Linked DNA regions of Homo sapiens: regions 2, 3, 4, 5 and 6 are each linked to region 1. The links are chromatin loops, found by intact Hi-C in ENCODE. Cell type or tissue: IMR-90. All regions are shown on one strand. Region 1 overlaps TENM4 (teneurin transmembrane protein 4). Region 2 overlaps TENM4 (teneurin transmembrane protein 4). Region 3 overlaps TENM4 (teneurin transmembrane protein 4). Region 4 overlaps TENM4 (teneurin transmembrane protein 4). Region 5 overlaps TENM4 (teneurin transmembrane protein 4). Region 6 overlaps TENM4 (teneurin transmembrane protein 4).

Region 1 (5,000 bases):
CCTACCACAGGAAGCAGTAAGCCACTGCTATTCCTCTTAATTGGAGAGTATCTGGCTTCCTGATTAGAGGAGTTCAAACCCAGCTTGGAGGAGGCCTCCAAATAGGAGCTGACTTTGCAGAAGGATAACAAGTCAGGAAAGAACTAGTGAGCAAGGAAGCCAAATAACGAGACTGGGATGTGTATTTTCGGCCAGGACTGGAACACAACCTGACCCCCACTAAAAGGGCCCAACTGGGTGAAATGAAGAGACAGCTGATGTTACACTCTCTTCCTAATGACCTCTGACCCTAATAACCTTTTGTAAAAGGCTCATTTCTCCACTCAGTCATAAGCTCATCTATCTAACTCTTTCCTGGACACTTCCACCTGGCTGTCCCCCAAGAACCTCCAACTGTATGCTGACAATAGAGTAGGTTTCTAAAACCAAACCTGACCTTGTCACACCTCCGCCTAAAACTTCTCAGTGGCTCCCAAAGACAGAAAAAACCTAAACTCCTTCAAGATTATTCATGCTGGCTTTCCTCATCTTTTCCCCCTCTCACTACTGCCACAAATATCCTAAAAGCTAAGCCACTTCAAGCTACTCATCTTTCCTAGAAAATGCCTTGATCTCCCATCTTTGTATATGTTGCAAATCTTTGACTTCTACAATTGGCTGTTGCAAGGTGCTTGCCTCTTCCTTTTATCACTACCTACTCATATCCAACCTCCACCACCACCTTGAATTCCACTTCCTCCAAGAAGCTTCCCTGACCATTGGTTGAGAGCAATTGTTCTTTTTCTGAAACCCTTGTAGTAATATTAGTACACCAAAGTCATGATCCAATTTACATGGTTCCTCTGGCAGTGTTACTAAATGAAGTGCTATCCAAAACCTGATACCTGATTTACTGGCAGTTTCAGCACAAACCTTGGTAATAGCCAATGGCAGAGTTGTGCAGAGGATAAACATGGGCTCTGAAGCCAGAGAAGCCTGGAAGTGAATCATTGTTTTCTCAGAGTGTCTTTGAGCAAGTCACGCAAGTTCTCTGGACCCTGGTTTCCTGGGAGTAACACCATCTGCAATGTCAGAGGTTAATGTATTTGCTGTTTGAATAAGTCATGAAGCACGTACATGAAGGAGCTCTGTAAAATATAAAATTTCCATTGAAAGAACAGTTTTTTTTTAAGATTACAAGTTATAATAACAGCAGTTTGATTCAGGAAGACAACTAGAGATTTTGTACAAGATATCAGCTTGGGCATCCAAATAGAAACTTCATTCTGAAGCCCAATTTCAGAAGGGCTTATATTTGCATACTGAAGAGATCCAATTCTGATAGAAAACGTTCCAGGGCTGTCAGGGGAAATTCTACTAAATTACAAATCTGCCAGCTCTTGGTTTATCAACCTTTAACTCTGGCAGTATTTAGCAGCATGCTTGTCTGGGCCCAATTTTCCAGTCTTTGATTAAATGTTAGGAACTGACCATCTCATTGTGTCTAAACCGCCACACTACCTCCCAGGCAACTGGGAGGCTCTTCCGTGCCGCCCTCTGACACTTCCCTTCCTCTCTATGCCACTGTCAATCTCCTGGATATTTATTATTCTGAACTTTGATTTCAGGCTATCACTTGCTGTTGGGAAGGGGTACAGGAAATGTCAAGTCTCAATGGATATTATTCCTCTGGAGAGATTCTAACCTTGAGTTTCCCCTCCTATAACATGCCTATACAGAAATAGCCTAACTTGATTGTTTCCTTTTGATGTTTAATTGGATGTTGGTGCTGTGCTTTCTGGACTGAGAAGCTAATGCTTCTCAGAGAAGGAACAATTCTAGCTACACAAATGAGACTTGTAACAGGGGAGAATGCTCAATGCTGAATCTAATTTTCTCTCCCATCCATGAACATAAGACAATTTCTCTGGCATTAAAGCATCTCACTCAGTCTTTCTGTCATTAATAAGAATTAAATTCTGTTCCCTCAAATTTAAATGTAATTATATTTTGCCTCGTAAATAAAATTGAATTTAGCTCTAGTGCAACTGCTATGTTTAGAGCTTTAATTATTTTAACCCGGTTGCTACTTTAAGCTTATTTTTGTTAAAGCATTGAGTTTATTTTGCTGTCGATTGTGACCTAATTTGATAACAGGGCTTTTCAGCGCCATATCCATCTAGTCGTTATTGTTATTATTTATGCTTTGTGATTCTCTTTCCCTTTGGGTAGGGGAGGAGATTAATAGAGAATAAACTGAAAGCTTAGAGGATCTGAGTGTGAATTCTGGAGGGTTCCACTGTGTTAAGGTAGAATCTAGGCCAGATTGAGTTGAGAGAGCCAAAGAAAGAGATCTGATGTGGAGTCTGAAAGGGCAACAGTCAATGTTCATTGACAATTATTTTAAGCCAAGATTTTCGGCACAGCATTCAGCGGGCTCCGAGGTTTGGATCCTGCCTACCTCTGGCCTTCTTTCCTGCCACCCACCCCTGCAGCTTCTATCTCCAGCTGGACTGAGCCGCGACTGTCCAGCTGATCATGCATGCTCTCTACTTGTGCACACGCTGTTCCCTTGGCCTGCACTGCCCTCTCCTCCTTGGCCACCAGGGGGCCTCCCTTCAGTCCCCTTTCAGGGTCTGGCTCACAGATCTCTGGCTGGTGACAACCTTCTCCATTTCCTCTCCCATCCCATTACTGGCCAAGTTCACTGCTTCTGCTTTTGTGCTCCCAAACCCTACTGTACACACAACAATCAGAGCTCTGCTCATGCTGAATAATTAGGCGTCTCATTTCCTGACCAGGCTGTGGGGCTGTCTGATCCTCGGTGCCTAAAACAGTGAATGCCCAGCACACAGGATAGGCCAGAAAGATTCAGTGAATGAATGCAGTGAATGTGTCAGCGTGGGAGCAGGTCTGGAGCTACTGTGGGGTGCTCTCTCTGAGGAGGTTGTGCTCTTCTCTGGAATGGACCTCAGGAAGCTTGTGATGCTGAGAGGAGGCTGACCCTAACTCCCTTGTGCTGTGGGCCACTGACCTAGTTGTTTGGGGTTAATGTGTCAGCTTTTATCTGACTCTTCATCTAGACAATGATCTAGATAATGACTCTTCATCTAGAGTCAATGACCAGTGTTGGGGCTGGGGAAAGGGGATGGTAGAGAGATTCAGAAACTGCAAGGAAACTGCGCCTCTGAGAGAGCAAGTGAGTTGTTTACGGTTACACAGATTCAGGTCCAGGCCTTCTGGCTCCAAACCTTCACTGTATAAACTGTCCTAAGAATTACACTTGTTAGAGTCTAAGGACTGTTTGGATAACTTAAATCTAATCATGCATTCTAAAACTATATAAAACTACTTCATTTATTGACTGCTTACTGAATGCAGCCACCATATACATGTGAAATCTGATTTGGAAAACAACCCTGCAAGGCAGGTGTCATTAGCCATAGTCTATGCTTAAGCTTAGTGTTGAAAATCTAGCCTGGTCCTACTCCAAATTTCATGCAATTCTTGCTGACTGCACGTGTTACCTCCAAACCTGTGCCACTGAATCTCTAAAACATCTCCACCTGTTATTCCACAAAACTCAATTGCAATCAAATGATAAGAATCATAAACCCGCAGCATGAGCATTTTACAGGCAAAATCTCTGCCATGTATTGCTTCTGTGAGCCAGCAACCCTAAGGAATAAAATATAGGGAGAGGGCCCTCTCAAATAAAAGTCATTTATGGGAGACAAGACTGGAGAGAGCTCATATAGCAGTGGAAATGAGGAATAAATTTATGAGGCTGAGGAGAGAGGCTATGGGGGTAAGGGTGGGGAAGGAAGACCTGAGGGAGAACCAACAGGGACAAATGATGAGTCTAAGGGATGGCTTTTGAAAGCGTACCATGGAAAATGCCACAGAGGCTAAAATCTTTAGAAGCCATTAAGCTCTGAAAGAAAGGTGAGCCTTTCCAATTCTAAGGACCATCTCAAAGAGATTAAATTCTTTCCCTTTTCTGAGACAGCTCTGAGCCAAGAGGGTGAAAAGCCAACTAAAGCACAAGGAAGGGGAGATGGGAGGAGTTGTTCTGCTCAGCAGTGCTGCTGAGTGTACCCACTTTATGCAAAAGTTGATGAGGCATTCAGCCCAGCAGGCCTGCTCCCTAGGGAAGATGGCTTGAAGGAGGTGAAATGATGCCAGCTCTTGTCCAGGAGGGCTTCTGGCTGGCTGGCACTGCGCATGAAACTAACATGATCTAGGTCTGGGAAGTGACAGACAAGGAGCACAGAGATTTGGTGTTAGCCCAGCACACTGTGTGGGGAGTGGGAGGGAAGGGGTTTATGAGGAGGTGGGGAGGAGGTGGAGTCCTGAGAGAAGGGATTAGGTTCGCTGTCGGGTAGTGTGCTGGGATCTTCCTGGACAGAGCTTTCGGCTGCAGCCCCTCTCTTCCCTGTGTTTCCAGGGGGCTCTTTTTCTTTCTTTGACTATTCACTGGTTAAGTCATTCATGCAATAATCACCAAGAACCTAATGTATGTTTGTCCCTATGCTAGGGATACTTATAGGCCCTGACCTCACAGAGTTCACAGGGGAGAGAGAGAGAGAGAGAGAGAGAGAGAGATTGATTAGAATACATCAGTCAATATAACATAGTGTTTAGGAGAGACCTTGGAGCCAGATGTGGTTTGAATCTGGACTCCGCCACTTATGAGTCGGGTGAGGGTTGGGGGAGAAAAGGGATGCCAGTATGTAATTTAATCTTTCTGAGCTTCAGTTTCCTTATCTGGAAATGGTAATACTAGTAATACTTCCTTCCCAGGGTTCTTATGAACCTTAGCTAAGATAAGGTTGTAAAGGACTTAGTTCAGTGCCTGGTACATGCTAAATACTAAGAAATGGATGGCTCTTTGTTACTCTATCCTGTGGCTTGTCAGAAAGAGAGATAAGAATGGCAACATGAACACCTCTTTGGATAGAAAGGGGGCATGAGGCAAGAGCTGAGGACTTGGGAACAAAGGGCCTGGATTTAATTCAAAC
Region 2 (5,000 bases), 300 kb after region 1:
CCCTGTATCTGCTGCCTTCAAAACCCTGCATGCGGGTCTCTTGTGTCTCCCCCACCCCCCCCCATCTCCCAGCTCAGTGAGAATCATCTTTCACAGTTTGATCACATCACTCCCAGCTCTGCTTATCTCTCCTGGCTTCCCTTCTCAAAGCCAAACAGCTAGCTCTGCCCCCAGGGCCCTTCTCCTGACCCCTGGCTCCTGACAGCCTACTCCCCAACCCCTGCTCATCACTTCCCAGGAATTTGCTTTAAGCAAGGGACCTGCCTGTGCACTGGCCTCCACTCAGCACGAGTCTGAGAGAGTCCAAGTAGAAAACAGGACACTTAGCTACCATCTACTCCCAACCTCTCTCCTGAGGAGGACTCACCCTAAAGGTAAGCTGGCTGAGTCCATCAGAATTTGCTCCCATGACTCGAGTAACCGGGAGCTCATGCACACCTGTACGGAAGAAAAGCAGACAGAGGACAAGGCTTGCAGACGAAAAGTGTACATCCAAACCCATCTCTCCCAGCTACCAGCTGTGCCATACTGGGCAAGCGATGGGTCTTCTCTGGGGCTCAGACCTTCCGTCTGGAAAATGAGGCTAATGAGTCCTACCTCATAGCCATCAACGACATCAGGAACATCATCATCATCATCCCTGGACAATTTCAGTGTGAAAGGAACGTGGTATTGCAGCTAGTAAGACCTGAATTGGAATCCCAGCTCCAGAACTTGGGGAAATGAGTCAACTTCTCTGACCTTCACTTTCCCCATCTATAAAGTAGGGATAGAAAGGTCTCCCTCAAAGGGTGACTGTCTAGATTGAATAAGATGACACATGTAAAAATGGCTTTGCAAACTGTTTAATTGGAATAAATATACGCATTTTTTTCTGCTGAGCTAAAACCTGACTTACGGTAACTCACCTGGGAACTTTGGTACACAGAGATGTTCCTGCCACAAGGACCTCTGAGCCTTCCCTCCTCCTGTTGGAGGAGCTCCGTTCCTTAGTCATTCCTGGGGGTCTCTGGTTTGCCTTGGGCACCACCTGGATTCCCCTCCTGCCAGGGGTGCATCTGAGGGAGTGCTGCTGGGATTTCCTTCTGTGGGGATCTAGCCCCAGTGCCTTTGCTCCAGACCCTCTCTCCTTTGCAGGCCCCCCATATAGTCTTCTGTGGAACATCCCATCCCATTGTTCATGTCCTTTTCCCTGTCGTTCTCATGGTGTGAATTTAAGGTCCCATGGGGAGAGGTCAGAGTCATGGTGTCCTCTTTGCCTCTGTGGTCCTGAACTAGTCATTTCCCCTCCCAAAGCACTTGCTCCCCTGGGTCTATATCAAAGAGGTGGATGATATCATCATCAGGTCTACTAATTGCAATGATCATCAAAACTATTTCATGCAGATTTTCCCAAAATGAATTTGACCTTGAATACTCCCCCACTTTCCCCTTTAATTTTTCAGTAGAGCTTCTCAGGGATTGTTTAGGAAGGACTGGGACTACAGCTCTTCAATGCTGACACCCTATACATCTGTATGCTCTTTAAGGCAAGATCCCCAGAGACCTTTTTGTAATCCTCACCACAAGGAACATAAAAGTTGGCCATAGCCATGATTGCTTCTAGATTGACAGAGAGCACAGCAAGCTCTGCTGTCACCACGTGGCTCTTGTTAATCTGTACCCATCTATCTGCCTAGCAAACACTTGTACTGTAACCTTCATGGGTGCCCATGGGGGTTTTAACAGCTGTGGAGCTTTTTGTTTCTCATGCATTTGTGCAGCCATTTGCTGCCCCAAGTATGGGGAGATGCTGTTCATAGCAGTTTAGCAGCAGTAAAGGGCTGTCTGGTTGAGCACTTTCACGCCAGGGCCGTTTTTAGCATCTTTAGCAATCTTTGCCTGGTACTCTCAGGTGGAGGAGGGGAGACAACCACTTATATCCCTCCCCTGAGCACGTTTCCCTGTCTGTAAAATGGGTATAAGGATATGCAAATCATAGGGTTTCCGTAAACATCAAATGCTATAACAAATACATGGAGAACAGCATATAGCACACTGTAAGCAGTTATTTCGCACTTTTCTCAACTTAAAAAGCTCATCACCCTTAGGTCCCCGCCCCCTCCTACACATCACTGACATCCAGTGGCAGATCTGGGTAACTACAGGTGTGAGTACCCAAAGCTCCAGCCTCTTCCGTGCCCAGTGGACCTCGTTTCAGGGATTGTGGGGTGTCTTCTAAGTAGTGTTAGCCAAGACCTGCCTCTGATTTTCCAGGCACTTCCATATTTATCATCTAATTTCATCCCCACCTCAACCTTTAATGGTGAATAGCTTACAATGACAAAGGGAGGATCATAGCTAGTTGTGGGGCAGGACTGAGGCCTGCCCTCGATGGTAAATTCCTTGAGGTCAGGGAATTTGTCTGTCTCATTTCCCACGACATCATCCCTGTACCTATGGCGCTGCTTGGCACACAGTAAGTGCTCAGTAAATATCTGTAGAAGCAATGACAATTTTAGGAAACCCCAATCTGTGCCAGTCCCCCTCCAGTTTAGAAGTCCATATGGTGAAGGGACTTGCTCCAAGTGACAAGTGGCAACCTGCTCCAGGAATAAACTTACAAGGAAGCCCCTCCCTCTCTCCTCCCAATGTGTTTTCAAGTGGACAAAAGGTATTTAGCAGGGGTGTTCTTAACCTTCCACTCCCCTTATCTGGAAAGGAGTCTGCCTGTGTCCTCTGTCCATTTTCTCCAGGCCCTTTCCCATCCCCCAGAAAAGGTCACACCAGACTGGGGTAGGGAAAGAAGCAAAAATGGAAGCTGCAGAGGCGTGTGGGCTGGACTGGGGAGAGTGCTTCTCTGGGGGAGGGTTGCAAAGCATCCAGGATTATAAAGAAAAGCAAGAGAATAAGTGTAGGAGGGCAGCTACCTGGGAAGAGGGGAGGGTATTGGGGGCCATCCCCAGGGTTTCAAAGGTGGCATCATGTTCTGTTTCTTAAGCTAGCTGGTGGGGCCATGAGAGTTTCTCATTATTGTTTACACTGAACATATTTGTTATAAACACTCTCTGTAGAATATAAAAAATTTTCATAAAAAATATTTTAAAAGAGATATAGGAGAAGCTGATGTCAGTAAATGCAGTAGAGGGCAGAGAGAAAAGGCGGATTTTAAGCAGTTTTTCTGTGGATTTGGTGGTTCTTGATAACTTCTGAGAAATATTAGGTGGAAGTCTGAGTTATTCTGATGTTATTTCTGATTGTTGGGCCATGTCTTGACCTTGGCATGCTCCAGGACTAACACACAGGGTCCTGGCTTTACAGCCCTTACTTTGGCTTGACTTTGAAATGGATTGACATGGCGGAGAGGCTCTTGATTGATAGAAGCAGAATTAAGAAACCGTTGCGTCCTGGAGGGCTGAGTAATCCTGCACAGTGCTTTACTTCTCTGGGTTCCTTGTGTTACGTGGGTAAATGATGCTCTGCGCCTCACTTTCCTCTCAGGGCTGGTGTGAGGATTTAATGAGAACATGCAAATGAGGGTGCTTTATAAACCAGAAAACATGCTGTAACTGTGGGACGACTATTACCATAAGCACTGCTGGCAGAAAAGTACTCTGAAAATGACATAAAGTGCCCCCCAAATGTGAGGCATTTATGTTATAACTGGGCATAACTTTCAGCCAAGGTTTCCTGGAACAGAATCAAGTTTTCATACCACTCCAGCCAAAACAGGTGGAAAGTGCACTTGGCAGCTGTCTTCTAGCTCCAGAAGATTTATGATGAGAGACTGGATAGTGCCAGGGCTAGGAACCAGGCTCCAGGGCCAGATCGTGTGAGTTTGAGTCCTAGCAACACTTTCTACTGGCTTGGGCAAAGTATGACCTTGGGAAATTTCTTAACTTCTCCATGCCCCAGTCTCCTGATGTATAACATGGGCAAAACAATGGTAGCTAGAGCATAGAGCTCTTCTGAGAATTAAATGAGTTGGTATGTACAGTGATCAGGACAGTGTCTGACAAGGAGGAAGCGTCCGTCAAGTACAGCAGTTATCAATGTTAGTACAATATAGGCTCCATTTTCTGAGGGAAAAATAAACAGAAGGAATAGGCATCTGTTGCAGTCATACATTGGAAAGCTGGGTTAGACACTTGGAAGAACTTCCTGAGAAGGTCGCACAGTGCTCATCATGAAATTTGGGGGATCCCCAGGGAGCTCCCTCTTGTTCAACCATGGGCTGGTGCAATGGTAAAGCTGAAGCTCCAACACTCCTCAGCCACCCTTCGAAAAATATAAGAATATACTCTGGCTCCTGGAGAAGCCAGCGCTGAGCTAGGTAAATAATCGGGAAATGCTGAAAAATGACCCACAGCCTTGTCCCTGCTCCCAAAGCTCCTGGTACCTGGTGGACATCTGTGAGATGTTATGAGGGTTCAAGGAACAGCACATGTGAAGCCCTTGGCATGGTGCCTTGCACACCGTAAGCACCATGGTCATTGCTATCGCTTTTGTCTGTCCATCCATCTATCCACCCATCCTCAAGTGATCTTTCCAAAGCAACTCTGTCCAAAAAGGACTTTCTGTCACAATACACACATTCTGTATCTGCACTGTCCATGTGGCCAGCTAGCCACCTGTGGCTGTTGAGCACTTGAGATGTGACTAGTGTGACTGAGGAATTGAGTTTTTCATTTAACTTTTTTTTCCAGATGTTCTTATGGATTTTTTTTAAGGTCACTTTTAATTAATTTAAATAGCCGCCTGTGGCTTGTGGCTACCACATTAGACAGCATAGTTCTAAAGCCAAAACATAGCCATGTCACTTCTTGGTGTCGAGTCTTTCCAAGTCTCTAGTCCCTTTGATATGCATCCAAGACCCAGTACAACCTCCAGATGAGGGGTGTTCCCTGTGCTCATCCTGCCTTGAAGCCAGATGGAACAGCTCACTGCTCCCTGAATACACTGGCGGTGCCGCTGTCCCTCTGCTTCCAATGCCCTTTCTGCCTTGTCTGCCTGGTAACCTC
Region 3 (5,000 bases), 250 kb after region 1:
CCGCATGACTCTGCTGAGAGAAAAACTCTTGGAAGCTTTTGCCCGGCTTCCTCCGAACTTTGTCCCATGAACCTTTTCCCTTTGCTGATTTGCTTTTTTTTCCCTTTTGCTGTAACAAATATTGTGAGCCCCACTCCATGTTGTGTCCTGTAAATGCTTTTAGTGACTTATTGAACCTTGGGCACATCCGGACCCAGGCTCCAAGGCCAAAGGGCCACTGTCAGCATTTAAAGCCAGGGTATGGGCTCAGGTGCCCTGGACTGGGGAGATGATGTCATGACTTATGAAATGTCAGGTATTAAAGGGCATTGTGAGCTATTATGCACTCCCTAAATGTGAATAATAATGGCCAGGCTGCCAGAGCAGACTCTTGAAGAGCTTTTGAAATCTGGGGAAAAAAGTGACACGATCTTTTTTCAAAATAAAATCCATCTTTTAGCACTAGCTCTAGTGCTGGGGTTATAAATTATTGAAGGCTGTGGATGCAGGTAGAGAGAAGGGCAAATCCTTTGGGCTTAAGCGGTTTCCCTCTTTTTGCTACCAGGTGAGGCCGCATGTAGAGTGAGAGAGAGACGCCTGGAGGCACCTCACTTCTAATTGCTGTCTAACTTCTGACTTAGCCCATTTGGTTCCCATTTGAAGCACCTTCTTTTGCACTTTCATAGCCCACTTCACACCCATGAGGGCTCTTCTCTCCTCCCTCTTGCATCTTTACAAGCAGCTGGAATTGCAAACAATTTCCCTTTGTTTATACCATGCTTTGAACCTGGTTTGTTCCATACACTTATTTCCTTTTTGGAGGCACATTCAGGAAAGCAATTTGTTTTGTAGTTTAGGTACTACACAAACTAAGTACAGCAAACTCATTTAGAAGCCAGGCTGCTGAGCAATGGCAGAAAGAAAATCCCTCTTCGGTGTTTGGGACCAAAAGGATTTGGCTATTTATTTGAGGGAGAGTTTCTTCCAGAAGAAGGATCCTTCTCACAGAGCAAACTGGGAGAAAGTGGCCTGAAGAAAATCAGGCTGACTGGAGCCTTTTCACACTTGGTCCTGGTACCTAGGGAATCATCTCTGGCAGTTAGAGCCAGGCTGACCAGCTGCCAGAGAGAGTTATGAACAGCTGTGCATGCGTGTGGAGTCAGATAGACCTGGGGTTGAATCCCATCTCCTCCATGGGCCAGCTGCATGATCTCAAGAGCACTTCCAAATGAGAATGAGGCCGATATCTACCTCAAAGCTTGTCACAAATGTTAAACAAAATATGAAAACACTTTGTAAATCACGAAGTGCAATGCATTTAACAACATACACTTAAATAGCACTTCCTGTGTGCCAGACACGATTCTAAGTGCTTTAACTTTCTTACCTCATTTAATCCTTACAACCACACTGTGAGAGAGATACCAGAATTATCCCCATTTTACGGGTGAGAAGACCGAGGCATGGAGAGATGAAGAGACCTGCCTTGTTTAACACAAGGTAACACAGCTAATAAGTGGAAGTGCTAGGGTTCCAACCCAGGCAGCCTGGCTCCAGAGTATGTGCTTATAAGTTGGAGTCACCAAGTGTGTGTTTGCAGGGGCTAGTCTGATACATCAACACCTTTTTAACCTGTAAAATTACTGGCAGTCATTCACTCAAGTAGTTCTATATTCCTGTCTCCATCAGGTAATATGACTAGGGTAAGAGCTTTGGATTTGGATAGCCCTGGGTTAGCTATCAGCTTTTTAACTGGCTAGCTGGCAAGTTACTTATGCTTTCGAGGCTTGAATTTCATCAGCTCTAAAATGGGAATAACAACCCCTGTTTTTCTTCTTCAACTTTTAAGTTCAGGGGTATATGTGCCAGATGTGCAGGTTTGTCACATAAATAAACGTGTGTCATGGTTAGCTATTCTTCCTGATGCTCTCCCTCCCCATTGCACCAACCTCCAACAGACCCCAGTATGTGTTGTTGCCCACAATGTGTCCATGTGTTCTCAGCATTCAGCTCCCACTTATAAGTGAGAACATGCAGTGTCTGATTTTCCATTTCTGCGTTAGTTTGCTAAGGATGATGGCTTCCAGCTCCATCCATGTCCCTGCAAAGGACATGATCTTGTTCCTTTTTATGGCTGCACAGTATTCCATGGTGTATATGTACCACATTTTCTTTATCCAGTCTAACATTGATGGACATTTAGGTTGATTCCATGTTTTTGCTATTGTAAATAGTACTGCAATGAACATAGGTGTGCATGTATCTTTATAACAGAGTGATTTATATTCCTTTGGGTATATACCCAGTAATGGGATTGCTGGGTCAAATGATATTTCTGCCTCTAGGTCTTTGAGGAATTGCCACGCTGTCTTCCAAAATGGTTCAACTAATTTACACTTCCACCAACAGTGCAAAAGCATTCCTTTTTCTCTGTAAACTTGCCAGCATCTGTTGTTTTTTGACTTTTTAGTAATAGCCATTCTGACTGGTGAGAGATGATATCTCATTGTGGTTTTGATTTGCATTTCTCTGATGATCAGTGATGGTGAGCTTTCTTTCGTATGTTTGTTGGCCGCATGTATATCTTCTTTTGAGAAGTATCTGTTCATGTCCTTTGCCCACTTTTAAATGGGGAACAACCCTTGTTTTATGGGCTGATCATGGTAATGAAATGAAGTAATGCATGTGCACTATCTGGTTCACTGTAAGTATATAATAAATAGTGAGCATTACTCCTGTAATTATTGACAGGTAGAGTTTATGAGTAAAAAGAAATAAAGAAAGGAGCAGGGGGGATGTGGCGAGGGAGGGAGGGAGGAAGAAGCAGTTAACAGCAGCATCCATCACAGCTTATGCACCCTTTCAGTCTCTTGGGGTCGCCATCTGCTGGCCTCTCAGCCAATGGCAGCACTTCAGCTGCCACTGTGGCCAGTCGGTCCATTGAATTCTGCTGCCTAGCACCCATTAACTGCTTGTCTTGCCTTCCTCCCACAGACTATTCTGGAGAGTAGACTGCTATGTACAGCCTGCCTGAGAGCCTTCTCAGGAGGCATTCCTGCTTAGAGACCAGATATGTCTCCTTGCAGCTTGTTGTGAGGCACTGGCAAGCATGGTAACACATCACCGTTCTTTGCTTCTCATCTTTCTTTGTTTCATGTTCCTGAGTTGACTTCTCCTAAATAAAGCATCAGCTTTTAATCTTTGCCTCAGCTCTGCTTTCTAGGAAACTCAGACTAAATCAGGTTTATTAAGACAAGAAGATAGTAATTATATATACAAACAAACTCTTTATAAACAAAATCTGATAACCAGTTGGGCACCCTCTAAAGGATTCTTAAAGTCAAAATTTGGCAGAGGCGGGACTTGAGGTTCTTGACAAGTTCATGGTTAGTTAGTTATTCAGGGCAAATGCATTATGAATGTGGGTTCCAGCCTGACCTGCAGCTTTATTTATTTAAACTGCTAGTAATTCAAAGCTAAAGGCAATTGTAGTCTTCTCAAGAACAAGATCACTCTAGATGTCATGTCTGTTCTTACCTGAATCAGAGAAGGCATTTGTCACCTTTAACTTCTCCCTGCTTAAAATTTCCCTGTGGTTCCTATCACCTTCAGGACAAAGGCTGAACCCTTGAGCCAGCAATTCAGAACCATCTCCTGCTATGATGCAACCCAGCTCTCCTCTCTGGCCTCATCTTTTCTTAATCTCACAGGCTTTAGCCATAATAGATCTTTGCTGTTTCCTAAATAGTCTCCACCAGCCAGAAGTCAGACCCATGTTCTCTGTCTGCAGTCCAATGCCCCTTTTCCTGATTGCTGCTGCTTCCCACCATCAGAGGAAGCCAGGCTTGTCACTTTGGGGAGAGTTTTGGGAAGGTCTGGTCATCCCTAAGGGCTCTTCCTGAAAGAGATATTTTGTGGGGTATGGGTAATTGCTGCCTCCTGGGCTTCATGTATCAAACCCATATAAACTCCTGGAGTCCCTCTTCATCCTTTGCTTCCTATGCTCCCTTCCAGACTGAAGTCAAAGGAAAGCAACCAATTACTATACAGTGCTCTGTCCATCTGCCTGGGTTGATTAGTGTGAAATTAAATTTGTGGTAAGGATCTATGGGTTGGAAGAAGCCAGATTTCTCTTGACATGCTAGTTTCATGTTGTGCCCATTGCTATCTGCTCTGGGTTCCTCTCCAGTTGCCTTTGTGCTCAGTGGAGAGATCCAGGTGGGTGCGTGAACCCAGCTTATGCCTCATCTAGCCCCTGTATCTTCCTAAGTCAGCTCTCCCTGTTCGGGGATGCTTTTCCTGCTGTCCCCACAGCCCATAGTTACTCTACGGCTTATTAATCATCCCAATGACCATTTACATAGGAGGGAACTGGGAGAGGAGAGAGGAGAGATGTACAGGTTCTACAAATTAGGGATTCCAGCTTTATCACTGTACAAGCTGTGTGACCTTGATTAAGCCTCTGATCCCGGAGTCAATCTTCTTTCAGCTGAATCATGAGCCCCTGCCCAGATACTTAGTCATTCTCAGAAAGGGGATCCTAGAAATACTAGGCCAACAGTTTTTGACCAAGACTTTTACATCATGAATCATGGAGTTTTTGAGCTAAGGGGTCCTTGAAGGAAGGGAATTAACATTCACAAGGTCCAGGCATATTCCAGGTACCATCTTTTTTTTTTTTTTGAGACAGGGTCTTGTTCTGCTGCCCAGGCTAGAGTTCAGTGGTGTAATCATAGCTCACTGCAGCCTCGATCACCCAGGCCCCTACCTCAGTCTTCTGAGTATCTGGGATTTCAGAAGCACACCATCATCCTTGGCTATTTTTTGTTGTTGTTATTTTTAGTTCAAGCGATCCTCCCGCCTTGGCCTCCCAAAGTGCTGAGATTACAGGCATGAGTCATGGTGCTTGGCCCCCAGTTACCATCTTTTAAGCTTGTTTTTACTAAAACCTATAATAATAAATATATTTTACATGACAGTTGACTGCATGTATTGTGTGTAAAGTGTAACTGACTGGCTGG
Region 4 (5,000 bases), 160 kb after region 1:
ACCAGGGCCCTCTAATCTTCACTCACTAGTGCTGAGTCCACACCAGTACCAGCATGTCCTTTGGCTCATAGAAGATCCCTGGTTTTGGGTTTCAGGAGAGAGGAAGGCAGTAGGCAGGGTCCAGATGGCAGAGACTCATTGAGCTCTCTCATGATCCCAACCCCAGAGGAACAGACCAGTAAGGACCCAGACTCTTCCTTCAGGCATGAGACATGCTTATTACCAACTTTTAGAGTGACATTCAGAGCAAGGGCCTGGGGAAGGGATCCAAAGTGACAAGGTCCCCTGGGGTGCAGGAGCATGGAGGAGCAGCAATGAGCAGACAGCTGCAGGCTAAAGTCCCCCATCTCCTTCCCTGCACATCAATAATGCAATAATGTCATCAATTTGCCTTAGAACTCGCAACAAAGTGATTGCTCTTGTTCACTAATTTGCAAAGGAAGAGATTAAGGACTTTAATCTCTTGCCTTCTCTTCTACGTGTAAGGCTTACTCAGAAATGAACAAAGAACATCATTACACATATACACACACACACATATATATATATTTCCCCCCTACCCCATAAGCTTAAGAAGGCTACTGGCAGGAATAACTTGTGACACTCCTAAAATCAGGGTACCTTAGAAATTGCTCCATCACTGGCAAAATGGGGAAACTGAGGCTTAGAAAGACAGTGATTTGCCAAGGATAAATAGCCAGTGAGCCACAAAGCTGGGTCTGGAACCAGGTCTCCTTGCTCCCAGCCCAGGGTTCCTGTGTTTCTGTGCATCATTTGAAACACAGGCAGCTAAAAGGCATAGAGGAGTAGGGACATTGAACCACCAAGAAAACAAGCCCACCCCAGGGAGCACTGAGAAAAAAGGAGGAGGTTTGGGTCTTGGTCATGGAGAATGCAGGGTGTAAAATCCTGTCAGAAGAGAATCATCAAGGACAAAGATCTCTCTGATTTCCAAAGACAGTGGAAGCGGGGAGGTCCTAGCTAGAAAAGGAGGGTAGGTAATGACCGCCCTTCATTGTCATTTGGTGGGGGAACTCAAGCCAGTTCTCAGAAGAGCTCAGGTGACTTTCACCACATGGCCTTCCATACCCTTCCAAGGTTCACACCTATTTACAGCCCAGGCTCTCAGGTTTAAAAGAGCTGGGGCAGGCTTCCCTTGTCCCCACCTCAAGTTCTTTGTCCATGTGTTCCCTCTGCCCAGAACACCCTTGGTAATCTCTGTCTGGCACACCTCACTAATTTCTTCAAGTCCTGTAAGTGCCTCCTTTAGGAGGCATTTCCTAATTCTCTTAGGCAGAGTAGAGGCTTCTTCCTCAGTCACAGAACATACTAGGTTCCTACCGCCTTTGCCACCTTCGGCTATAATGATGTACTCCCAAGAGAAAAGATGGCATCTGACATTTCTTGGAGCATCCCCAAGTGCCAAGCAGTGTGCTGGGAGCTTTCACAGACAGGCTGTCTGTAAATCCCCTAGAGGCAGGTGGAGGGGACCAGGCAATGACTAACAGTTACCACACTCCTTCTGTGTTCCAGGCACTGTGATGGGTGCTCATCATGAGGTGGGCACTACAATGGCCACTTGACCCTTGAAGAAATAAGCCTGGAGAGGCAATGTGACTTATCTAATGTCCCACAGCAATAAAGCTTGTATGTAATTCAAAGCTGTTTGGTTCCAGAGCCCATAGACTGTCTTATCCCTCTTTGAACCTCTGCCTCCTTTTTCAGAATCTGGCCTGGAATTTAGTACCACACAAGCACTTATAAATAAATGTTTGCCAAATCAACACAAAACCTACAGTGTTATTTGTGGGGAAACAGTTTCATTTCCTCTCTTCTCCAAACATCAGGAAATCCTGGGGCTATTAAGGTGATCCTAGGTTACCTCATGTACATCCTGCCCCACCTCTTAGAGGTTTGAATTCCTTCCTGGGTTTCCTTGCAAAGAAGCTGACTGGCCTCTGCTGGACAGAGAGGGCAAGCACCTTGGCTCAAGTCTAACAGCACCTGATCAGGGGATACAAGCTGGTCACCCTGGAGCTCTTCTGCCATACCCCACCTCCCACCTTAAGAACACCAGGACAGAGCTCAGAATAAGAGAGCTTGCAGATCCATGCTTAAACCCAGTGGCTCTCTCTGCAGCCGGCATTTAGCCCTGCAGCTGGCTGGGGCTTCAGGGCCGCCTGTCTCCAGGCTCTGTGAAACTGGAGAACTTTTAAAGCCAGCGCTGTTTTATGGGTAATGGGGTAATCCTTCTCAGTTTTTCCAGTGAAAATGGGGACACTAAAATACTGAGTCTCTGGGCATGGTTGTGACAGTGCCTGGCACAGTCCCTGGCACAGAGTAGGTAGTTGGTTGGTGTTGCCTATGTCTTAACCTTTTTTTTTTTTTTCTGTCTGTGTCAATCTTTGTCTCTACCTTTACCTGTCTGGGCCTTCACCTGATGTTTCCTTCTCGTGATGTCTGTCTGTGCATCTTTGTCGGTACATCTGCCTGTCCGATGTCTCTCATGGGGGTTGGGGACAGAAGCAGCCCTCCAACTCTTGCACACTCCAGCGGCGCCGCGGGGCAAGAGCGGGGCTGCCTGAGCCCGCGGAGCCACGTCAGGCCCCCAGCTCCCCCGGATCCCACCACGCACCAGGCCCCTCCGCCCGGCAAGTGGCCCAAGCAGGCATCCGCAACGGAAGGACAATTTTAAAAACAAACCCTCAAAAGTAGGAAGAGAGAGGGACTTACCGTTCGCCGCGACCCCCAGGCTGGCGGAGCCACTTTTAACTAAGAATGAATTAGGGACAAACTCTTCCTCAGAGTCTGAGTCCGGGGTTGGCTGGGCCACACCGTTGCCTAGCAACCGCCTCTGGCTCTCATTGGCCGGAGGGGAGGGGGGCGGGGAGGGGGACTGCTCAATAGGGGTTGATGAAGCAGGATGAACAATGCAAGGGAGCACCTGCGAACCACAAAGACAAACACAGACAGAAAAAATAATGAAAATTGATTTTGAGGCACACGGGGAGGGGGAGGGAGCAAAATAAAACACTCATCAACGGGAAGGGGGGGCTCCCAACACGGGGCGATCTACTGCACACGTGGGCCGGGGGCGGGGCTGATGCCTCCACAGAGAAAGTTGCTGCAAACTCCTTCTGAAGAGCTGGGGCCTCAGTGCAGGCTGGCAAAGAGGGAATCTCGGAAGCACACGGAAAGCCTTTTCTGTTCTGCCTGTTCTTTAAGACATACCTGAAAACCCGGGGTCTAGTCCTGACGGGGCTAGGTGATCTATCAAACAGCTGCCCCTCTCTGGCCTCAGTGGCCTCGCTGATAAAAGCAGCAGTGGGGACTGGGTGATCCCTGAGCCCCTATAAGCTGGCCATTCTGTGATGTCACCGAACTGATATGATGTTCCTATTACTGAGATTTTATTCCGACCTGCCTGGAACAGGCCCTAGGCCTCGTAAAAAGGTAGAGAGAGCTGGAGAGAATGATTCAAGGCTTCACCTTTGGCAGTCTAGGATTTCAACACAGCAATGTTTCATTTTTCTAAGAATCTCACATTTTATGATTCTTAAATTCTGACATTCTCTGGAACCTGCCTAAAAGCAAGACCCTTAGGAAATTTTGTTCATGTCTTTATATTCAGAATCTAACATAATGCCTGGCACATAGTAGGCATTGTAGAAGTATTTGTTGACTAGCTTAATTCTAGGGGGTCTCACATACTAGGATTCTTAAGTTCTGATGTTCAAAGATTAGAACATGCTATAATTTTAGGACACTCACATTCTGTGAGTTCCAAGATGTTGTAAATCAGTCAGTCTGACCCCAAGTTTCTATCATGCCACGGTTCTAAAACCCCAGCTTTCTATAGTTCTATGAGCAAACTCCCAACTCTTCAGAAGGAGGAGGCGATGGCTTGGGACAAGAACTTTGAGCTCAGACAATTTGCAGTCTTATCTGTGGCTGACCTTTCAACATGTGCAGTACATCGTCTATAAGAGAGCTAACATAAGCACAGACATATAAAAGTATACAGTACAAGACAATGCAACCACTTACAGCAAGGGCTGCTCATTTTCTCCCACCTTGAGTGACAGAAGGTTTATAACATAGTCATATCCATCCAGCTTTTCAAACAGACTGAACCTTAGGAAAAATAATGCAGACCCAGTGGGCCATCTTAAGGTTCAGCGGGGCTCTAAGGGGGAGGTGGCACAGAGAGCGGCTGATTATTTGCAGGGTAGGGTGGGAAGCTTTTTGTGGTCTGTCCACACAAGAGCAGCCCACTTGGTTCACAGTCACCAATTCCTATAGGATTTGGCAGGTTCCATGACTTTTTTTTTTTTTTTTTTGAGACAGAGTCTCACTCTGTCACCCAGGCTGGAGTGCAGTGGCACAATCTTGGCTCACTGCAACCTCTGCCTCCCAGGTCCAAGTGATTCTCCTGCCTCAGCCTCACAAGTAGCTGGGATTACAGGTGCCTGCCACCTGCCTATTTTTTTTTTCTTTTTTTGTATTTTTAGTTGAGATGGGGTTTCACTATGTTGGCCAGGCTGGTCTCGAACTCCTGACCTTGTGATCCACCCACCTCAGCCTCCCAAAGTGCTAGGATTACAGGTGTGAGCCACCACACCCAGACTTTTTTTTTTTTTTTTTTTTTCCCCTAGATGGAGTCTTGCTCTGTCGCCAGGCTGGAGTGCAGTGGTGTGATCTTGGCTCACTGCGTCGTCTGCCTTCCAGGTTCAAGCAATTCTCCTGCCTCAGCCTCCTGAGTAGCTGGGACTATAGGTGTGCACTACCACACCCAGCTAATTTTTGTATTTTTAGTAGAGACAGGGTTTCACCATGTTGGCCAGGATGGTCTCAATCTCTTGACCTCGTGATCTGCCTGCCTCGACCTCCCAAAGTGCTGGGATTACAGGTGTGAGCCACCGTGCCTGGCCCCAGGTTCCATGACTCTTAAGGTTAACCCCTGAGCTTAACTTTATGTGACAACATTTTACAGAGTTGAT
Region 5 (5,000 bases), 450 kb after region 1:
TTCCCCATGTCATTAAAAGCTCTATAAACATCATTTTTAACGGCTACAAAATATTCCACTCTATGAATGAACCATAATTTACCTAACCAATTCCCTAAAGTGGAGCATTTAGTGGTTTCCAATTTTTCACTCACATAAATAAAGCTATAGTGAACACCCGTGTGGATTCATTTTTGTCTGCATTTCATATTATTTTCTTAGGACAGATTCCCAGAAGCAGAATTACTGGGTCAAGGCATGTAGACTTTTTTGAGGCTCTTGAGTCTTATTGCCAAACTTTAGTTCCCAAATCTGCCCCTTCCACAGTGTGTGAGGTATCCCTCCATGCAGGCCTTGATCTGATGCATTTTTAAACTCTGTACCCTGGGGAGGGAGATTGCCACTTGTTCGGGGCCTGGGGGCTAGGAAGGGTTTTCATTCCTCTAGTGCCCCTTGGGAGCTCCAGGAAGGGTCAGTGGATTTCCATCCCCCTTTCTGCTCCCCTCCCCTTGTCTGGGGCTCCACTTTTGTTCCTGGCTTCAGTGACTTTCATCGGGGCACTGAGGGGGGCCTTGTGTGCTCCTTGTCCCCATCACAAATTCATGACACGGTAGGAGGCAGGGAACAGGGGAGGAGGTGTCTGTGTTTCGGGGGTCATTTTTAGCACTTTTCAGTCATTTATCAGACTCCAGGTATTGTGTTTTCTCCTTTTGTGAGGCACCACGGTGTGCATGGGCTGTCTTGTCGTTGTACTCGGACACATCTCGGCACAGTGGATTTTGCGGTCCATTTTGAATGGCACTGGAGCAACTCTCTTTCTGAATTTGTGCTATAAAGTCACTGGATGTGCCCCAATCAGAGGGCAATGCTGAATTTAAACAAACAAACAAAAAATGAAACACTTCAAAGGGGAAACCCTGTGAGCTTTCCAAGAGTAAAACAGAAAATGACAACAAAACGCTGCAGGGGATATTGAATCATGAGAATCAAACAGAAACACAAGAGGAGGGAGGGCTGCAAGAACACAGCCACTGTCTCCAGGGTGGGCCAGTGTCAGAGGGGGCAGAAGGTCACCCGCTCACCAGGGACAGGCAGGAAGAACAGTGCCGAGAGCCTCCCGTGGAGCCGGGACTGTGGGAGGCATTTTCCTAAACCAGGAGAGCAAATATTTCCAATGCACTAATGCAGGGCGCTAACCAAGACGCTGAGGCTCAGATAAGTCATGTGCCAGCCAAGAGCAGGCGGCAACTGAGAGGCAGAGCAAGGACTCAACTCAGGACCAGAGGTGGCCCATGTCCCGCGGTGCCTACAGCAGTGTTCCTCAAAGTTAATGTGGACGAGATTCAACTGGGAGTCTTGTTAAAATGCAGACTGTGATCCAGCAGGCCTTGGGTGGAGCCTGAGAGTGCATTTCCAACAAGCTCCCGTGATGCTGATGCTCCCGGTCCCAGGACCGCCCTTTGAGCAAGTCCTACGATCAGTGGTTCTTAAACCTTAGCAAGCAACAGAATCGCCCTGGAGAGCCCCTTAGAACACAAGTTGCTGGGTCCCACCCCCAGAGTTTGTGACTCAGAAGGTGTTGGATGGGCCTGAGAACTTGCATTTTATAAAAGTCCCAGGTGAGGCTAATGCTCCTGGCTCGGGGAAAATGTTCCAAGAATCATTGCCCTACTAGACTGTGGCTCCACCGGGGGTGAGCAGGGAGCAGTTCTCGGCCTGCTCCAGTGCTGCTGCTTAGGCCTTTCTGTGTTCTGAAGAAGGAGTTAGGGCCTTGTTCTTGAGAGGGTCTGGAAGTGGGATTGTTCTTGTCCAGAGACCCTCATCTTTTGGATGTGGCATTAGGAGGGACAGGGCTGTATGTGTCTATGTGTGTGTGTGTGTGTGTGTCTGTGTGGTGTGACGAGTCTCCAAAGCCCTTTTAATCTCCGTGCAGAACCAGGTGGTGATAGGAGAGGCCAGAGAATTTCTCAAGCAGCTTGAGGACTCACCCATAAAAAAGCCGCTTGCAGTACATCAGTTATATTATGTTGTCGAACAGAGCTTCCTGCTTGTTGGGTCTTGGAGTTTAATAAAAAAATATATTATGACTCAGTCCAAACTTACAAAAGTCCTTGGGGAATCTGAAATGAATCATGTTAAGCTCTTGTTATAAAACAAACAGTCATTTCTTTCACAAGCCTGTATCCACAGCAGACTAGCTGTAGAGGTGGGAGAAAGGGAAGGTGGGGAAAAGACTCAGGGCAAGGGGTGAAATTTTTGCCCGGAGTTTTCTTAAACAACCAGAGACCTTCAGGCTGAAGGAAGACAGAGCCCAAAGAGGCTGTGTGTGGGGGAAAATGCTTCTTTAATGGTGGGCTCACCCTCTAACAGCAGAAGGTAGCTAAGGAAGTAAGGATTTAGAGGTTACCTCCTTCAGAAAGCCTTCCTTGATTTCTCCAGGAAGAATGGCTCTAAACTTCACAGCCCTTTATCTTTGTCACTGAGCACAGAAACCCAGCTCTGTACATGCCAACTGTTTATGGCCATGGTGCTCTCCTACTGGACTGAATCTTCTGAGCTGACTGAATGCAGGCACACCTTATCTCCCAAGTTGCCATCCTGCACGTGGAAGCCTCTGAGAGGTAGCAGAAGCCCTGCAGCCATTGCATGTTTGATTGACTGACTGACTTGACAAAGTTTCTCAGTCTCCCTATCTTTCTTCTCATACTGAAGGAAGAAACTTCATATGTTGTCAGAGCCCAGATTACAGTAACAAAACTTGAACTAGGACGTGGATCAGTGTGCAGTTGTCAATAGGGCATTAGCCAGCATCAAAATACATTTTTTCATGTAGAGTCCTGGCTGGGTGCCCTCCCTAGAGGGAAAAGTGAGCATATCATCCCTGGCTCCACTACCTACTTAACTGGGGGACCTCAGACTGTCACTTTCCTTCTCTGTGCCTTAGTTTCTTCACCTGAAAAGCAGGGATAATAATGGAACCAACATTGTGGCATTTTGAAAAGGTTAAATGAGATGTCACGTGAAAAGTACCTAGCATATAACACTTTATAGAAAAAGAAAGGAAGATAGAAAAAGAAAACAATTGGCCGGGTGCAGTGGCTCACGCTCGTAATCCCAGCACTTTGGGAGGCTGAGGTGGGCAGATCACCTGAGGTCAGGAGTTCGAGACCAGCCTGGCCAACATGGTGAAACCCTGTCTCTAATACAAATACAAAAATTAGCCAGCCATGGTGACGGGTACCTGTAATCCCAGCTACTCGGGAGGTTGAGACAGGAGAATTGCTTGAACCAGGGAAGCGGAGTTTGCAGTGAGCTGAGATTGTGCCACTGCACTCCAGCCTGAGTGACAGAGAAAGACTTTGTCTAAAAAAAAAAAAAAAAAAAAAAAAGAAAAGAAAAGGAAAGCAAAACAGGAGATCCTAAATCTAAAAGAGAGAGTGAGTGAGAGAGAAAAAGAGAGAGAGAAAGACAAACAGCGCAAGTGGTAACGTCCTCATATAATTTCAGGCTGAAATTCCAGGATATATGCACTGAAAGGGGAAATGAGGGGGCCAGAAGCATGGCCTACATTTATAGAGTGCTCAATAAGTGTTAGCTGTTATTAAGAACCTATTCTGTGCTAGATATATGCTAAGCACATAAACGTCATTTCACTCCATCTTTATAAAACCTTGGGATATGACTTATTTCTCAGATTTTATAGGTGAGGAAACTGGGGCCTCCCTAGACCAGACTGGCAGAGTTGTTTCCTTACAGCATAAGTTAATGAAAAGACAAGTCAGCAAACTTTGGAAAATAATTTGGCATTATCTAGTAAAGCTAGAGATACCAGGCCTATGAACCTCTAATTCCTTTCTGAGGTATATACCCAACACATCAGCATTCTCAAAAGACTTGTACAAAAATGTCCATAGCACCATCATTTGTAACAGTCAAACACGGGAAATAACCCAAACCCCTCTTAACAGTAGAATCGATAACTTCTGGATACCTGGATGATGGGGTATCACAAAGGAACACACTGGAACTATCCACAATTTGGATGACTCTTAAAAAGATGACATTGAGCAAAGAGGGTCAGATACAGAGAGATATGTATTGGATGATTCTATTTGTATGAAAAATGAAAACAGGCAAAACAGCTGGGTTGTCTGGATACATATACTTAGATGCCAAACAATAAAGGAAAGGAATGATGAGGTTCTCCACGACATGAGTGTGTTACTACGAGGTGGAGGTGAGGGAAGAGGGAGAGGGTTGTTTCTTGGGAGGAGCCCAAGAAAGCTTTGGGAATATTACCGGTGTTCTATTTTTTGCCCTGAGTAGTGGTAACATGATGTTCACATTGCAATTATTTGTTGGACAGTACATGTATGTGTTGTGCCCTTTTCTGGATGAATATTGTATTTCTCAAAAAAAAAAAAACACCCCCCCACCCCCAAAACAAAACCAAAATGATAAGGCTTCTCTTCTAGAGGGAACTCCTGAATATCCCCAGAGTCTAAAGCTGAGACAATTAAGAACAGGACAGATGGAATTCAGTGTATAAGAAGAATATGCTGGCCAGGTGCGGTGTCTCACGCCTGTAATCCCAGCATTTTGGGAGGTTAAGGTGGGCAGATTACCTGAGGTCAGGAGATTGAGACCAGCCTGGCCAACATGGTGAAACCCCATCTCTACTAAAAATACAAAAATTAGCCGGGCATGGTGGCAAGTGCCTGTGATCCCAGCCACTCAGGAGGCTGAGGCAGGAGAATCGCTTGAATCTGGGAGGCGGAAGTTGCAGTGAGCTGAGATCACGCCACTGCATTCCAGCCTGCCCAAAAGAGTGAGACTCTGTCTCAAAAAAAAAAAAAAAAAAAAAAAGAAGAAGAAGAACGTGCTGATTCCAGGCCTTGTGCAATGACCTGGAGGCGGGGCCTTCCCTTTTCGACTGCAGAAAGGGTCTTCATCCACAGCCACTGCCTATTGAGGACCCAGCAGTTCCAGACCCCGTGTTGGGAGTTTACCTTCATTATCCC
Region 6 (5,000 bases), 290 kb after region 1:
TCCTTATCTGTAAAATGGGGATAGTATATACCACCTTACAGGGTTGTCTTGAGGCTCAAATGAGGTGATGCATAGAAAGGCTCAATCCTATGCTTGGCACTTAATAAAGACTCAGTCAATAGGTGTAAATGTTGCCTTGTTATCCAGGAGAAGTATTTATTTGCCTTCCCCTGATTCAGTCCTCACTCACGTTGTCTCCATCCTGGCCATTCTTCTCTGAAAAAGTTTCTTTTGGCTAATGTAAAACACCAAGGTTGAAAATTGAAGTCAGATGCAGTCTTATTACCTGAAACTGCTCTGCATATACCCATAACCCCACACTTTACATGCTGTTTTGGCCAATTGCTTGCCACTTATTTCCTGTGTAATGTCACTTTTCCTTAATAAGGTAGCAAGCTGCTCAGATTCATATTGACCGACCAATTCTTAAACATCTACTATGTACAGTCACCAATATTCATACAAACACCACAAGCACAGCATCCTGTATTTATTACTAAGTCACCAGAACGACTCTGGAAGTGAGGCATGATGGTAGACTGCCATACTAATGGCTCCCAAGGAATCATACCTCCCTGTTTCCAAACTCTTGTGTAGTCCCCCACACTAACTCTGGGGTTGGCCACATGACTTGCATTGGCCAGTGGGCCAAGCGGATATTAGCAAACTTGAATCAGAGGCATGAAAAACACTTGAGCCTTTGGGATTGCCTTCTCCCCCTGCTTTTGGAAAACAGCTGTCATATAAAGAGGCCCAGGCTAGCCTACTTGTTGCTGGAGCCACAGGGCTGAGCCAACCAACACCCGGTAGATTATAGCCACACAGGTGAACCCAGGGGAGACTAGCTGAACCACCTAGCTTTGCCCAGCCCAAATAACTGACTCTTGGAAACAGGAACCAACATGCAGTCATTTTAAGCCACTGCATTTTAGGGTGATATGTTATATAGCAAAGGCTGGCTGACATAGGTATTTTTATAATTCCCATATTACTGGGGAGGAAACTGAGGATCAGATCATTAAGGTATTTTAAAAATAAGAGGAACTGGGTCAGGTCTGGTGGCTCATGCCTGTAATCCCAGCACTTTGGGAGGCTGAGGCGGGCAGATCACTTGAGGTCAGGAGTTTAAGACCAGCCTGGCCAACATGGTGAAACCTCATCTCTACTAAAAATAGAAAAATTAGCTGGGTGTGGTGGCTTATGCCTGTAGTCCCAGCTGCTTGGGAAGCTGAGGCAGTGGGATCGCTTGAACCTGAAAGGCGGAGGTTGCAGTGAGCCAGGATCATTCCATTGCACTCCAGCCTGGGTGACAGAGCAAGACTCTGTCTCGCAAAAAAAAAAAAAAAAAAGGAAATATTACGAGGGTAATAAGGATAATGCTGCCTAGTGTTTAAATAGTACTTTAGAACTTATACATTTCTAACACATTTTAATGTGATTTAATCTACCATTCTGTACCTTTTTTTGATAACTTACCAAAATTATATTTAAGTAGTTGCTTAATTATATGCTCTAAGCTCTACAGAGTTGGGAACTGTGTCTCTCTTGTTCGGCATAAAACCCAAGCTTCTGTCCTTGCAAATGTAGGCACTTAATAAATAATGGCTAATTGAACAAATGAACAAATGTTTCTGAGTAGCTATGATCCTGTATTAAATAAAGAACTGAAGCTTAGAGAGGCAAAGTGCCTTGTTTCCAAGTCACACAGCTAGCAAAAAGCAGGAACCAGGACTCAGATAAAGCCCAATTCTTTTGACTCTGAGTGCAGAGGTATGTCCTTAAATTTTCCATGCATTCCGAGGGTGAGACAGACAAGGAAATGATTAACTACCCCCCAGTTAGAAGGGAATGTCGTTGGATGAATTCCATATGTTTGAGGAATGCCAGTCCCCATGCTGAGAGGATTCTGATCAAACCAAGCTCCCCGCTGGAGCAGAAACATGCTGCATGGGAATCCTATTGCTTGGGATCAGAGATCGCTGTTAGCACAAGTCCTGCATGAACTTGTACCATCCAGCCTCAAATCCCTACAAGGCTTCCAAATCAAACAAAAAACCATCTAACAAACACAGAAGCGCTGAAAAGATCTGTCCTCGGCCCTGGGCCCAGTCGCATGTTCCTTAGTGAGGGATCGAGGGATGTTAGCTCTGAGCTCTGCATTCTCCTGTTTCAGATGCCCCCTTCCCTTTACAAGGTCCTTCCTGCAGCTCACTGTACAGAGGTGACATTCTCAGAATGTCCTTAATCACTCTGCACTGGGGGTGAAGGAGGGGCCCCTGACTCTAGCTGAGGAGGCCCTGTTTGCCTTCCTAGCAGTCACCAGGGTATACAGGACAAATGCTGTGCTCCTCTACAGCCTCCAGGCTGCACACGCACTACAGTGGGCTCTTGTGGGCTGAGCAGAGCCTCCCTCAGCAACTGTGGCTGCCTCTCTACCTTCCAGGAGGGCCCCAGGCTGTTCTTTCCGTGGGGAAGCTCTGGCCCTTGGCCCCGCAGCTGGCTAATGTTACACCTGGGTCACTGGAGTCTGGCTTCCCAGGGCCCGATCCTCACTTTGTTCTCTTGATTGTAGTTCTAAATTTGTTTTCATTAAGACACTCTGCCTGTCACTCCATCGGTTCTGCTTTTATGGGTCTTTAATCTCAGTTGTGAAATGTACCAGTCTTGGAGGCTCCTCCAGCTGGAGTGGGGCTGCTTGCTCTCTCCAGGGCTGAAACCCAGAGGGTGATGGTATCTAGGGCCCAGCCTGGCCTCTGCTGGCCGGCAATGGTCCAGATTGTCTAGTATGGTGTTTCTAATGGAAAGCTCCTTCACATCTCATGTCACTGAGACCCTGTATTGCGGGGAGACAGGGAGGGTGAAGGTCATCACCATCTGAACCTCACAGAGGAAGACATTCCTGTTAGAAAGAAAGGGGTGCATAGCAGCCCAGACATTGGCTCTGCAGTCAGGAAGCCAAGGTTCGACTCCCAGCTCTGTGCGCCCCAGCTGTGTGCCAGGCACAATTCACTTAACCTCTTTATTCCTCTATATCATCTTTGAAGTGGAGATAATTGACCTACCCAATAGGGTTGTTGGGGGGACTGAGTGAGTTAGAAGGAGCTTAGAACAGGCTTCGCACTTGGCTGTTTATTATGACTACTATTGCTAAGTATTATCAAGTATTTAATACTTCACTCCGGCCCAGATGCAGTTCTGGATTTCTCCGGCCCATTCACACTATTGCATTAAGACGAATGTTCCTGTTCAGCATTATTTGTTTATTCAGTCATCACTGAACAAATATGTACTAGAAACCTACTATAGGCCCCATCTGTGCTGGGATTGAAGGTGACAAGGGTTTGGTTCTTGTCCTAGAAAGACAGAGCAGGCACCAGTTTTGAGCAGGTATGTTGCAGTTTGAATCTCAGCCCTGCATAGCCATCCCAGGCCTCACTTTCCTCATCTGTAAGATGGTCAGTTGTTTATATCCCTGCCATCCTGCCTCTCCTGCAGACCCACATGGTCATCTGGGGGTCTGGAGCGGGAAAATGTGATGGAGCCTTCCCAGACAAAGCCCTGGTCTTCCTCCAGCTCTGGCCAGCAGGGAGGAGAGGAGAGCAATCCTTGAAACAATTACCTTGGGTCACTGTGCAGGCCTGTGCTCTCTGGGAAACCTGAACCACCTTCAAAGGGAGGGTTTTAATTGGCTTAGACTCTGTGCCTGCTCCAAGGGAGCATCACAAAGGGGATTAGCCCCCAAGAGGGCCAGGCCCCACAACAGGCTAGATGGCTGGAAACTGGCCCTTTTTGCCTCGACCTTCCCAAGTTGTGCCTGCTTTGGCCTGCTAGCTTCCTTCTCCTCCCATTCCACGAGCGCAAGGAAAGGGTGTTCAAGTCAGAGCCTGGTGCTAAACAGGAAACAGGAAGGGCCCAGAGAATGATTTTTAGCATAATCTAAAAGAAAGAGTCTGGGCTTATAATTTGGTCTATAGCAAGTAATTGGATCTACCTCACCAGAGGGAAGTGCCCAGTCCTTACCTGGACCTGGCACTTCATGATGTACACAGCACTGCCAATCACACTGCCCCAGCTAACCCAAAGAAGCAGGTTTCATATCCTCATCCCAATGGTTCAGTGAGCGAATAGCAAGTAGTATCCTTGCTACTTAATGTTTGGCCCACAGACTAGTAGCATTCCAATGGCCGCAGGCAAGAGTGTGGGGTCTGGCTCAAGAGAGCTGACTTTGAGACCTGGCTTTGTGATGCTAGACGAATGACACTAATACACCAATAACAAGTACACACAGTGGTTCTCATTTGCTGGGCTCCCACTAGGTGTCTGGTGATATTTGTGTGCTGTTGTGTTGCCATTTTATAGAAACTGAGAATCACAGAGGGCAAGGATTTGCTCTACATCACAGCACTTCTTAAGGGAGCTGAGATTCAAAGCCCCACACAGAGAGCCTCCATTTTTTTAGCTATATCATGGAGGTGATAAAGGTCAGCTACATTTAGATGGAAATGTCACAGGGGCAGGCAGATGTGGCTTTGAAGCTGTGAAGCACTATACAAATATATGTTTTTCTTGTTGAGGAAATTAAGCCTGCACCAGGAGAAGTGACTTGTCCAAGGTCACCTAGCTGGCAAGGAGCAGAGCTCGGACTCTACTACAGTGTTCTGATGCCCAATGTCCCTTCCACAAGGCTGCAGCTGCCGTCTGCAAGAGGATTTCCCTGGTGCAGGACAAGGGCTATGAATCTGCAGGAGCAATCAGGCTGATGTTATTTAAATACTTGGCTATTTGAAAAATATAACAACAGGCAGTTGAGAATAAATGCCAAACCTCTAATTGGTTACAAACACCACCTGAGGGCACAGATATTTGTCAGCGTGACTGATGCTTCCTGCTTAAATGCAACATGCAGACACCCGTGCAGAAGAAAGGCAGGTGGCGAGCTGCCTATGGCAGCAAGTGAAGAGGGCTGCACTGTTGAGAAGGCATGGCTTGCATCTGGCAAC

What was found. A loop is a pair of places that touch in the nucleus more often than their neighbours do. Peaks named below come from ENCODE experiments on the same cell type or tissue, not always from the same donor. Only the 100,000 strongest peaks of a DNase experiment are listed, where the experiment ranks them.
Region 2: a loop joins it to region 1, with 3 times the contacts of the local background. A loop is called at or near these places in 11 of 110 quality-filtered maps.
Region 3: it touches region 1 in a loop (2.0-fold over the local background); 3 of 110 quality-filtered maps call a loop at or near these places.
Region 4: a loop joins it to region 1, with 9 times the contacts of the local background. A loop is called at or near these places in 26 of 110 quality-filtered maps.
Region 5: a loop joins it to region 1, with 2.4 times the contacts of the local background. A loop is called at or near these places in 2 of 110 quality-filtered maps.
Region 6: a loop joins it to region 1, with 2.2 times the contacts of the local background. A loop is called at or near these places in 14 of 110 quality-filtered maps.

Annotation. Positions count from the first base shown.
Region 1 is chr11:78,796,183-78,801,182 of GRCh38, forward strand. The region is part of intron 15 of TENM4 (teneurin transmembrane protein 4); the gene reads right to left. Among named protein-coding and RNA genes, the nearest start is that of NARS2, 220 kb to the left of the region's middle. In IMR-90, a CTCF peak has its summit at 2,589 (motif pointing right); DNase peaks (open chromatin) are centred at 1,009 and 2,609; H3K27ac peaks cover 3,990 bases.
Region 2 is chr11:79,098,168-79,103,167 of GRCh38, forward strand. The region is part of intron 4 of TENM4 (teneurin transmembrane protein 4); the gene reads right to left. TENM4-AS1 (TENM4 antisense RNA 1) reads left to right here. Exons shown (of 2, transcript NR_199027.1): 2 at 1-888. Among named protein-coding and RNA genes, the nearest start is that of TENM4-AS1, 7.4 kb to the left of the region's middle. RefSeq lists a silencer at 1,917-2,211. In IMR-90, a CTCF peak has its summit at 2,112 (motif pointing left); no DNase peak of the experiment used is centred here.
Region 3 is chr11:79,049,855-79,054,854 of GRCh38, forward strand. The region is part of intron 6 of TENM4 (teneurin transmembrane protein 4); the gene reads right to left. Among named protein-coding and RNA genes, the nearest start is that of TENM4-AS1, 41 kb to the right of the region's middle. In IMR-90, a CTCF peak has its summit at 2,865 (motif pointing left); DNase peaks (open chromatin) are centred at 1,187 and 4,957; H3K27ac peaks cover 2,468 bases.
Region 4 is chr11:78,959,410-78,964,409 of GRCh38, forward strand. All of the region lies in intron 6 of TENM4 (teneurin transmembrane protein 4), which reads right to left. Among named protein-coding and RNA genes, the nearest start is that of TENM4-AS1, 130 kb to the right of the region's middle. In IMR-90, a CTCF peak has its summit at 1,960 (motif pointing left); no DNase peak of the experiment used is centred here.
Region 5 is chr11:79,242,595-79,247,594 of GRCh38, forward strand. All of the region lies in intron 2 of TENM4 (teneurin transmembrane protein 4), which reads right to left. Among named protein-coding and RNA genes, the nearest start is that of TENM4-AS1, 150 kb to the left of the region's middle. In IMR-90, no CTCF peak of the experiment used is centred here; a DNase peak (open chromatin) is centred at 2,007; H3K27ac peaks cover 1,481 bases.
Region 6 is chr11:79,085,505-79,090,504 of GRCh38, forward strand. All of the region lies in intron 4 of TENM4 (teneurin transmembrane protein 4), which reads right to left. Among named protein-coding and RNA genes, the nearest start is that of TENM4-AS1, 5.3 kb to the right of the region's middle. RefSeq lists an enhancer at 1,568-2,290. In IMR-90, a CTCF peak has its summit at 2,745 (motif pointing left); a DNase peak (open chromatin) is centred at 1,887; H3K27ac peaks cover 1,058 bases.